Regions from separate parts of the Homo sapiens genome. Here region 1 is linked to region 2. Evidence: read pairs that join two places in POLR2A ChIA-PET (ENCODE). Cell type or tissue: Caco-2. All regions are shown on one strand. Links, peaks and the distances in the headings refer to the core of each region. The heading gives the core; the rest is flanking DNA. Region 1 has its middle 65 kb from the start of SVIL. Region 2 holds the start of LOC102724333 (a long non-coding RNA gene).

The links. ChIA-PET counts read pairs that join two places held together with the same protein. Peaks named below come from ENCODE experiments on the same cell type or tissue, not always from the same donor. Only the 100,000 strongest peaks of a DNase experiment are listed, where the experiment ranks them.
Region 1: POLR2A ChIA-PET joins it to region 2 with 6 read pairs; 1 of 35 experiments calls an interaction of 5 or more read pairs at or near these places.

Annotation. Positions count from the first base shown.
Region 1 is chr10:29,697,298-29,702,673 of GRCh38, forward strand. It overlaps a transcript of SVIL not described here and the pseudogene CKS1BP2. Among named protein-coding and RNA genes, the nearest start is that of SVIL, 65 kb to the left of the region's middle. In Caco-2, for the core only: no CTCF peak of the experiment used is centred there; a DNase peak (open chromatin) is centred at 2,514.
Region 2 is chr10:29,837,821-29,843,196 of GRCh38, forward strand. It overlaps LOC102724333 (a long non-coding RNA gene), which reads left to right and starts at 920. Exons shown (of 2, transcript XR_428684.2): 1 at 920-996; 2 at 1,734-1,926. LOC107984172 (a long non-coding RNA gene) reads right to left here. Exons shown (of 2, transcript XR_001747287.2): 1 at 5,271-5,376; 2 at 4,922-5,058. In Caco-2, for the core only: no CTCF peak of the experiment used is centred there; DNase peaks (open chromatin) are centred at 2,161, 3,264 and 4,341.

The sequences.
Region 1 (5,376 bases), core at 218-5,217, 140 kb before region 2:
CACCCCGTCTGGGAGGTGTACCCAACAGCTCATTGAGAATGGGCCATGATGACGATGGCGGTTTTCTGGAATAGAAAAGGGGGCAAGGTGGGGAAAAGATTGAGAAATCAGATGGTTGCCGTGTCTGTGTAGAAAGAAGTAGACATGGGAGACTTTTCATTTTGTTCTGTACTAAGAAAAATTCTTCTGCCTTGGGATCTTGTTGATCTATGACCTTACCCCCAACCCTGTGCTCTCTGAAATATGTGCTGTGTCCACTCAGGGTTAAATGGATTAAGGGCGGTGCAAGATGTGCTTTGTTAAACAGATGCTTGAAGGCAGCAGGCTCCTTAAGAGTCATCACCACTCCCTAATCTCAAGTACCCAGGGACACAAACACTCTGCCTAGGAAAACCAGAGACCTTTGTTCACTTGTTTGTCTGCTGACCTTCCCTCCACTAGTGTCCTATGACCCTGCCAAATCCCCCTCTGTGAGAAACACCCAAGAATGATCAATTAAAAAAAAAATAAAATTAAAAAGAAAACAACAACAACAACAAAAAAAAGTCCTCCCATAAGGAAAGATGATCAATTCTTATGTATCGTTCTAGGGATATAAATATTCAGGAGGCTTTTCAGAATAAAAGTTAAATCATTTATGTCGCACAAACAAATTTACTATTCGGACAAATACGATGACAAGGAGTTTGAGTATCGACATGTCATGCTGCCCAAGGACATAGCCAAGCTGGTCCCTAAAACCCATCTGATGTCTGAATCTGAATGGAGGAATCTTGGCGTTCAGCAGAGTCAGGGATGGGTCCATTATATGATCCATGAACCAGAACCTCACATCTTGCTGTTCCGGCGCCCACTACCCAAGAAACCAAAGAAATGAAGCTGGCAAGCTACTTTTCAGCCTCAAGCTTTACACAGCTGTCCTTACTTTCTAACATCTTTCTGATAACATTATTATGTTGCCTTCTTGTTTCTCACTTTGATATTTAAAAGATGTTCAATACACTGTTTGAATGTGCTGGTAACTGCTTTGCTTCTTGAGTAGAGCCACCACCACCATAGCCCAGCCAGATGAGTGCTCTGTGGACCCACAGCCTAAGCTGAGTGTGACCCCAGAAGCCACGATGTGCTCTGTATCCAGAACACACTTGGCAGATGGAGGAAGCATCTGAGTTTGAGACCATGGCTGTTACAGGGATCATGTAAACTTGCTGTTTTTGTTTTTTCCTGCCGGGTGTTGTATGTATGGTGACTTGTGGATTTATGTTTCAGTGTACTGGAAACTTTCCATTTTATTCAAGAAATCTGTTCATGTTAAAAGCCTTGATTAAAGAGGAAGTTTTTATAATCTAAAAAAAATAAAAATAAAAATAAAATAAAATAAAACCCTGCTGCATGAGTCATATTACTCCAGGAAAAAAAAAAAAAAGAAGCAAATTTTGAAGGAAAATAAATCACACATTTTGTATCTAAAAAGAAGTCTAGGCGCTAGGTATAGACCTTAGGAAGCAGATGCATACAAACAAAGTAACAATTGCTTAAAGTTGTCTTTAAGCTCTTTTCAGAATCAAGATGAATGGAAAAACTACACAACTGGTGACTCTGCAGTGAATCTCCCTCCGGCTGTGACTACACCTGTTTCCAGCAAAAAGGAGCCGGCGGGCTGCATAAAGCACCCTCATCGAATGACACTATAAAACTGTATTTCAGTGTGCTCAGAGACAAATTGGAACAACTGGTCCACAGGCTGGATCTAACTCGGTCCTTGTCTTTGTCTAATAGCTGAATACATGAACAGATTTTAATAACTGAACTGCTGTTTGGTTGCTGTATGTTATTTTTTATTTTTTTTAGAGACAGGGTCTTGCTCTGTTGCCCAGGCTAGAATGCAGTGTGTGATCATAGCTCACTGAAGCCTCCAACTCCTGGGTTCAAGCAATCCTCTTGCCTCAGCCTCTCAAGTAGCTGGAACTACTGGCATGCATCACCATGACCACCTCTTTTTGTTTGCTTGTGTTTTGTTTTTTTGAGATGGAGTCTCGCTCTGTCACCCAGGCTGAAATGCAGTGCAATCTTGGCTCACTGCAACCTCTGCCTCCCTGGGTTCAAGCAATTCTCTCACCTCAGCCTCCTGAGTAGCTGGGATTACAGGCGTGCACCACCACACCAGGCTAATTTTTGTATTTTTTAGTAGAGATGGGGTTTCGCCATGTTGGCCAGGCTGGTCTTCAACTCCTGACCTCAGATGATCCACCCTCCTTGGCCTCCAAAAGTGCTGGGATTACAGGTGTGAGCCGCCATGCCCAGCCCAAGTTGCTCTATTTTTAAAGATAGCTCAGGACACGCTGAAGCCATAAAAACTCACAAAGACGTTTTGCTTTTTCAGTAAGTTCTGCTCAATTCTTTACTGAGTGTTACTGACGAGTTAGGAGGCACTGAAGGTGAAGCCAGATGGAGCCACATCTCCAGCCAAGAGTGTGGAAGGCCAGTTCAGGCCCAGGCCTCCGGGCACCTGAAGGCACCAGCGGGAGAATGTCTGCTATGCAGTGTCCTCAGGGCATTGATGGGCTGGTAACACAGTTGGCTACTGAACAGTGATTTGTATTCTAAACTCTCCCTTTCAACAAATGTGGAAGGAACTGTAAAGTGATTTGAAAAGCTTACTCTACACAAATGGGCCCTGGCTTACCAAGGAAAGGTTTCCAAACTCAGGACAGAATTGGTTTTTTTCTTCAAGAAGTGAAAAAGTAAGATATGACACACTAGAGAGTAAAAACATAGACGAAATAAATGATTTCACCTAAAATAAGGATGGGTTCAAAGTGTAGGCTTCTACAGCAAACGCTTTGCTGAGACAGAAGCTTGGGAGTTGGCTGAAGGTGCTAGTGGGAATGTTGAGACCCTAACTTTGTTTACATATGATGGAATGCACGTAAAATAAAGATCATCCTAAGTCACATTCTTCACAGAGCAAGCCCTTTGATGAACATTTCCCTGCAAACACTCCAACCTACCAGCAGATTCAGAGGACACCCTCTCACCAAGAAGATACATTTACAAAATCTTTCCACCCACTACAGCCTGAAAATGTCACACAGGAAAAATTTTGGGCACACTGCTCAGTGACTCCCCTCCCATAGCTTATAACACAGAGAAGAAATTCTTACTATTTCCTTTTTTTTTTTTTTTTTTTGGAGATGGAGATATGCTCTGTCGCCCAGCCTGGAGTGCAGTAGTGCGATCTCAGCTCACTGCAAGCTCCGCCTCCCGGGTTCACACCATTCTCCTGCCTCAGCCTCCTGAGTAGCTGGGACTACAGGCGCCCGCCACCACACCCGACTAGTTTTTTGTATTTTTAGTAGAGACGGGGTTTCACCACTGTGTTAGCCAGGATGGTCTCAATCTCCTGACCTCATGATCCGCCTGCCTCGGCCTCCCAAAGTGCTGGGATTACAGGCGTGAGTCACTGCGCCTGGCCACTATTTCCATTCTTTATGTGAGCCAGGAGTTACCTGTGGCACCCCTACCCCCACCTGCAATCACGATTTCAGTCCTCTTGGTTATTTGAGTATTAACAAAAACAAGCTTGAGAAGCACTGCACCTTAGCCCATCGCTTCAAGGCTCACCTGACTGTTCTCAGAAGGAAGGAGACAAGCTGTAGACCCAGCTGGTAGGGCCACCTTCCTCTCCACGCTCCAGCCCTGCCGCCTGTGTTTGAGCTGATGCAGGGCTGAAGTGTGCACACAGGTATGGATCATATTTGCATGTTACAGTGGACATGTATGGCTTTTGCCTGCATTATACCCCTCTATTCATCTGGAAATTCTTCCTCTCTCCTTATAACCATACCCCACCCACCCCTCACTGCAAAAATAGACCATGCACAGACCCACTCCTCTGTCCACAGCCAAAGAGATTCCTTCCACAAGACCTGATTTAGTAGCACTAGAAGAAAGATGGTCTCTCTTTTTTCTTTTTGGGTTGAAGCTGGAAAAGCTTCCAGGGGCCACCTCTCAGGCCCCTGTACTCCAAGAGAGAATAAGGCCAATACCCAAAAAACTCTTGAGTTCCATCTGCAGCCAGCTTCATCATTGGATTTTCCTATTATTCATGTCAACAAATTCCATGTTTTGCTTAAGCTAGTTTGAGTTTGGGAGAAGAGAGAGATGTATAACGCCCAAGTTTCCTCAAGAGACTTAGAGTTGCCTATGATTTCATTCATTGAAATAGGGAAATAAAATAAGGAAGTAACAGGGAAAATTTTAATTTTCCCTATTGAAACTGAAAATAGGGAAATAAAAAAAATTGTATCTAGTAATATATCCAGTTACCATTTTCTATTAAAATAGATTCTTCATTTGTGTAGGAAATCATTCATCACAAATACATATTCATAAAATAGTTACTTATGTTTTGCAGAAAATTATTGCAACTTGACACTTGAAATCTTATAAGTAAATGGTTCAATTATAAGGCCCCAAGCTATCTTTTGTGGCTGACATTCTAATGTATTTGGAAGACCAAATAAAATGTTTCTAAATGAATAATCTCATGTCAGACAAGATATGGTGGCATGTTAAAAAGTAAAGAGCTATAGGCTGGGCGCGGTGGCTCACGCCTGTAATCCCAGCACTTTGGGAGGCCGAGGCAGATGGATCACCTGAGGTCAGGAGTTCGAGACCAGCCTGGCCAAAACGGTGAAACCCCATTTCTACTAAAATAAACAAAAATTAGCCGGGCGTGGTGGCAGGTGCCTGTAATCCCAGGTACTCGGGAGGCTGAGGCAGGAGAATCACTTGAACCCGGGAGGTGGAGATTGCAGTGAGCTGAGGTCACACCACTGCACTCCAGCCTGGGTAATAGAGCGAGACTCCATCTCCAAAAAAAAAAAAAAAAAAAAAAGTAAAGAGCTTTAAAAGTGTGTCACAATGAACTGTCCCATACTATAACTTCATAAAGGACAGAGGAGGTGCTACATTTTGAATAAATGTTCCATCAAAATAAGAAAAAAATATTCAAAGAAAAAAAATCCACATTCAACAGTGCAACCAGAGTCTTACAGCATTTATATGTCTCACTGGATCTAAGACAAAAACCATCCACACTGACCTCCCCGCTGGGTTCTGCGTGAGATTAACAACTGCATGGACCCACAGAGCAGCCACGGGCTCTGTGTTTCTGAGCTCACTCAGCTACTCCCTGGATACTGAGCAAAGCTGCAGCCAGTATCAGGAAGTTAGCTCAGATCACACGTTCACGAGGTTTATCAGATGTAGAAATTATCAATAAAATTATTCCATTTCATAAAGAAGGCAAGGTTCTGTCCTTTGGAAACCCTAACAGCCATCAGTTCAAAACTTATTACAGAGACACTGAAA
Region 2 (5,376 bases), core at 242-5,241:
TACAGTAGATGGGAGGTGATGGGTCAAGGAAGCTGGGTGAAGAGGTCAAGGCAAGGCCAGGGTCACAGCGGCACTGGGGGCTGTCAGAATTGCTGGGCTGTATTGTTCATTGCTGGCTTGCTGATGCTTTCTTAGCCCCTTGAGTTCTGACAGTTGTTAGTAGCCTTTGGAAATTCACCTGCTCATGGCATGGGGAAATTGAGTGCAGGGTTTGCTCAGATCAGTTCACCTGCTCCAAGAAGATGAAGGGAGCTGTTGCCCTCCAGATAGAATGAGTTAGGAAATGACAAGGATACCGTCCTTCCACACGGCATGTCATATAAATGGCTCTATGTGCAGGAAGAGCTGAGAAGCAGCAGCACAGGGTAGGGGGTGAGAGAATATGCATTGAAGGTTATCTTAGTGCCTAAGAAGTTCATTCAATAAATATTTATGGAAACTGCACTTAAGATACACGCCTGACCCAAATGGACACAATGCCTTCCTCAAGGAGTTTACTTTTTAGCATAGGAGGCAGGGGATAAACCACAAACCTAACAAATAAAGTAGCCACATGGAAGGTAAAAGGTGCTAAGTGCTGGAGATAACGCAAGGGAGGTCAGGAGGATGGGAACAAAGAGGATTCAGGCTCTGGGGCAGAAGTCATTCCCTGGGTTTCCTTTCCAGGTCTGGAGAAGGACAAGATGCAGCCAGAGAAGGACTGTGGGTCACTGGGAGGAGGGCACATTCCCAAAGGGGAGTTAGTAGCAAATAGAGGGACAAAGATGGCCAGATCAGGCGTTTCTTGTGGGCTGGGGAGCAGAAGAAAGAGGCTCATCCCTTGCTCTAGCTGGATGACCTAATAAGGCTTCTTCCATCTTGCTTGCTTTGAGTCTGGCCTCCGAGAGGACTCCCTGTTCTCTCTGGCAGGCGCTGCAGAGCCCACAGTGTTTAGGATTTCTGAGCGCCACTGAGTGTTCCAGCCAAAGACCCCATGTGACTTTCCTCCAAGCACGGGTGAGGGGTGCAGGAAGGAAGGGAGGGAGAGGGGTGAAGGGGGAAGGGGGGAGGGAGGGGGGAGATACAGAGATGGGGAGGAGTGCAGGAGGGAGGAGGGGAGGGGTGCTGGAGGGAGAAGAAGGGTGCAAGGAGGAAGGGGGAGAGGTAATGGTGCTGGAGGAATGGGGAGCGGATAGGGGTGAGGGAGGGAGGGAGAGGCATACAGGAGGGAGGAGAAGATTGCAAAAGGGAAGAGAAGGGGTGCAGGGAGAGAAAGGGAAGGGTGTGGGAGGGAGGGAGAAGGAGGGTGTAGGGAGGGAGAAGGAGCTTCCCATTTCAGGCCTTGGCACCAGGCTATCAGCTGAGACAAGGTGGACAGGAGAGGGGGATCAGAACAAATGCTAGGGCCCAGCTGTATCTGGCCAGCTTTCCTAAAGTAGTTAAAGCTAACGAGAAAGGTAACTGAGAAGGTGAAGAAAATAAAAGACTACTGAAATAGGTGTGCTCTGTGGGACACAATGCCTTCCTCAAAGAGTTGACATTTTAGTGTAGGAGGCAGAGGATAAACCACAAACTCTGTGGGGATTGGAGGCATTTCTGTTGTGTTTTTGTATCAGTCATAGCACTTATTCTTCCAAGAGCTCATTTGCCCCTGCAGCAGGGCTGGGGGCTCATGGGTGGCACCTGTTTCCTGGCCAGAGAGGGACTCCTCCACCTGGACAGAGGGCAACTGGTTTGTTTCCAATTTCTTTTAGGCTCTTAGCATGCTGAAGCTGGGAGGGAGCTTCGAGATGATGAGGACGCCAGGGCCTCCATGAGGGGCTGCCCTGGTGAACACAGGCCCTGGTACTGAATAAGCTCTTCCCGGTTCTAACTCGACTTTCATGGTGTCATTTTTGCGAGGTGCATCTCTGATCTGCCTCCAGTAAATAAACGGCTGAAACAGAAGGTTTTGAGTTTGTTTTTTGCGGAGGAAAGGAAGGAGAGCATTAAAGAACACATTTGGAAGAAAAAATGTTCACTGAGAGGTGGGAAGTCAGGCCAGCCAGGGAGAGCTTTGTTGCCTGTGAGAGGTTCTTACATCTAAACCAGGATGGGTTTGGGGGTGGGGCAGTCAACCCTGGAATTCAGGTTTTACATGCAAGCTGTCTTTCTGACAATCTACACATTTCACAGGTAAGCCAGGTGCGATCATTTGCATGTACCCACTTGCACAAGACCTGCCGGGAGCCTTCTGGCCAGGGCAAGCTGCATTCTTTCCAGGCACTTGTCCCAGGCAGGTGTGTTTCCCAGCGCCGCAGGTTAGAAACAAAGCAGGTTTGGACTGGTGATGGACTATACAGAGAGCACTGTCTCCTGAGTCGGGGACGTGGTGCTGGCCCCAGCTTGGTCATGAATTCACTGTGTGATCCTGGCTGAGTTTCTTGGCCTCTGGGGCCCTTTGTTTACCACCATTGTAATGAAGGGGTTGGATTAGACCAGTTTTCTGGAAATGTGCTCACTGAGGCCCCGGATATTCCAGAGAAGCCGTGGCCCAGGGCTAGAGGAAGGAAGGCTAAGGAGGGCTCAGACGGAGAATCTCCAGATGCCACCTGGCTTCATCCACAGAACTGCCAGCTCTATAAGATGATGTAATACATATGATGTGATACTATAATACAATGATGGACTTCAGGGTAAGGGAAAGAAGGGTTCCACTGCCTGCAAAGTTTGGAAGCCCCTGCATCAGGTCCCATCCATGATCCTATTATTCATTAAATGGTCCCGAGCAGTGCCAGAGGAGACTGGCAGTGTTCACTTTGCTTATTTAGAAGCCTGAACAAATGCCAAGAATTCACGGTCAGAAAAACACCCTTTGGCTCCACATTTATCTAGAGAGCAAAACAGACGCACTTGACAGATCCTGCAGGTCTAATAAAACGCCAGTGTGGCAGAAACCCTCTCTGCTGCTTCATAGTATTTATTATTTCCAGCAGATTCTACACTTGCTGTCACCAGGACATACCTGAGCAGGGGAGGTCAGGGCTGACCCCTGGGGCTGTGGGCAGAAACCATGGAAAGCCTCTGAGGGCCACTGGCTTTGTCATGAGTAGATGCAATATGTGGGTGATTGTTTACATGGAAACGAAACATCTGCGACACATGGCGACATGGAAAATCCCACCATCATACAGTAAATGAGAACCCAAAATTCCATGTCATTAAAGCAGGGGTTGCATTATTGAATATTAAATGAGATGACCCAGGGTGAGCCTGTGTGGCTGGCTGAGGAAGGTGCTGGGGTCAAAGTCCTTCTCGGGCCAGCGGCTTTCTAGGACAATAAATGTGTCACTTTCCTCCCCTAACCTTCTCCCGTGTGGAATAAGAACAGAGCTAAAGATGTGGTTCCTTGACCAATTATACTATATTTAAAATGACATTTTTAAGGGACTTTACTATTAGGCCTTAGTAAGGAAAAATCTGAATTTCAAACTGCGAGGCTAATGTGTGAGATCAAGTCACTTGACCAATTGAGCGTTTACATCTCAGGGTGGCTTTCTGGATCTTGATTTTCCTTAGCAAATACAATTTTGTTTTAAGACAGGGTCTTTGTCACCTAGGCTGGAGTGCAGTGACGTGATCATGGCCCACCACATCCATGACCTCCCGGGCTCAGGAGATCTCCCACCTCAGACTCCCAAGCAGCTGGGACTACAGGCAACCGCCACCATGCTTGGTTAATTTTTTTGTGTGTATTTTTTGTAGAGACAGGGTTTCACCATGCTGCCCAGGCTGGTCTCAATCCCCTGGGCTCAAGCAACCCACCTGCCTCAGCCTCCCAAAGTGCAAGGATTTCAAGTGTGAGCCACCGCCCCTGGCCAACAAATACTTATTCAAAGTCATCCACCTGCCTGGCACTATTGTAGAAGCTTGCTTCCCATCAATGAGCAAAACACAAAATTCCTGCCTTGGAGGAGCTTATATTCTGTGTCGCCATTTACCTGTCCCTAACTTGGGGGCCCAGCTCTCCCGAGGGGCTGTGTTACTTCGGTGTCTGTCAGGGGAAATGGTAGCATGGAGATTGTGGCTGGGTTGTGGCATCAGACACCCGGGCTCAGACAGAGCCTTTGGTTCTCTCCTTACACAGCTTCCATCAACTCTGCTCATGTCTGTTTCGTTGTTGTTAAAGCGGGCAGCAATGGCACATTCCTCATCAGGCTGCATCGATGATTAAATAAGGTATTTAATCCTTGATGTGGCGCCTGGCACTTAGTAAGTGCCCATAAAGTGGGTGGCTCGTGGCTGTCACTCCTGGGCCTTGTTCTCACAGCGGCATTCCTGCTCCTGTGTTTGCCCTCTGTTTGGTTGCCATGGGTGCTGTGTTTGTGTAGAGCTTCAGCAGGACGTGGTGCTGCGAACATTCATCTTGCCTCTGCCTGGTGATCTGGTGAGCAGGTGCTGCTGTTTGTGGGAGGAAGGGGCCAGCTGCCCATGGGATAGCAGCAACTGTGTGGCCTCCCCAGGCTGGTGGCCAGGGGGCTGCCTTCCCCATCAGGGGTGGGACCCACTCAGAGTACTTTTGCTTTTGGAACTCAGCCAGACATCTGTTTTGGGTGAGAGGATGCATGCTCTTCCTTCCCTCCCAGGATCCCCCTGTTTCAGGCTCTCTGCAGCAGCCCTGACTTGAATTGGCTGTGTGATCTGAGGCTGTTCACTTAACCTCTCTGGTTATCCATATCCTCATCCATAGAATGGAGATAATCATTCTCACCACCGAGGGGTGCTGTGAGGATCGGGCAAGGCCACAAGGTAAGGACTGGATCAACCTGAGGCACAGCGCAAGCTTCCCTTGCTCCAGCCACACAGCGGGACTCTAGTCTATGCAAATCTTTGCCAAATACATCTGATCTTGCCAATTGTCTTAGTCTGTTTAGGTTGCTGTAACAAAATACCATAAACCAGGTGGCTTATAAAAACAGAAATTTATTTCTCACAGTTCTGGAGGCTGGAAAGCCCACCATTGAGGTGGCTGGCAGATTTGATGTCTTGTGAGGGCCCATTTCCTGGTGCACAGATGGTAGCTTCTTGCTATGTTCTCACCTGGTGGAAGGGACCAGGCAGCTCTCTGGGGTCTCTTTTATAAGGATGCTCATCCCATTCACAAGACCCCTGCCCTCATGACTTAATCACCTCCCAAATTCCCCACTTCCTAATACCATCACCTTGAGGATTAGGTTTCAATGTCTGAATTTCGGGAGAGACACAGACATTCAGACCCTAGCACCGACTCTCGCTACTTCTCTTAATATTACCTCATATGCTTCATTCCAGCGTGACCTTTTAGCACTCTCGGCCTCTTCTGTGATCCTGAAGTTATGTTTGACACTGGTGGCATAGGTAGCATCCACATCTGTTGGA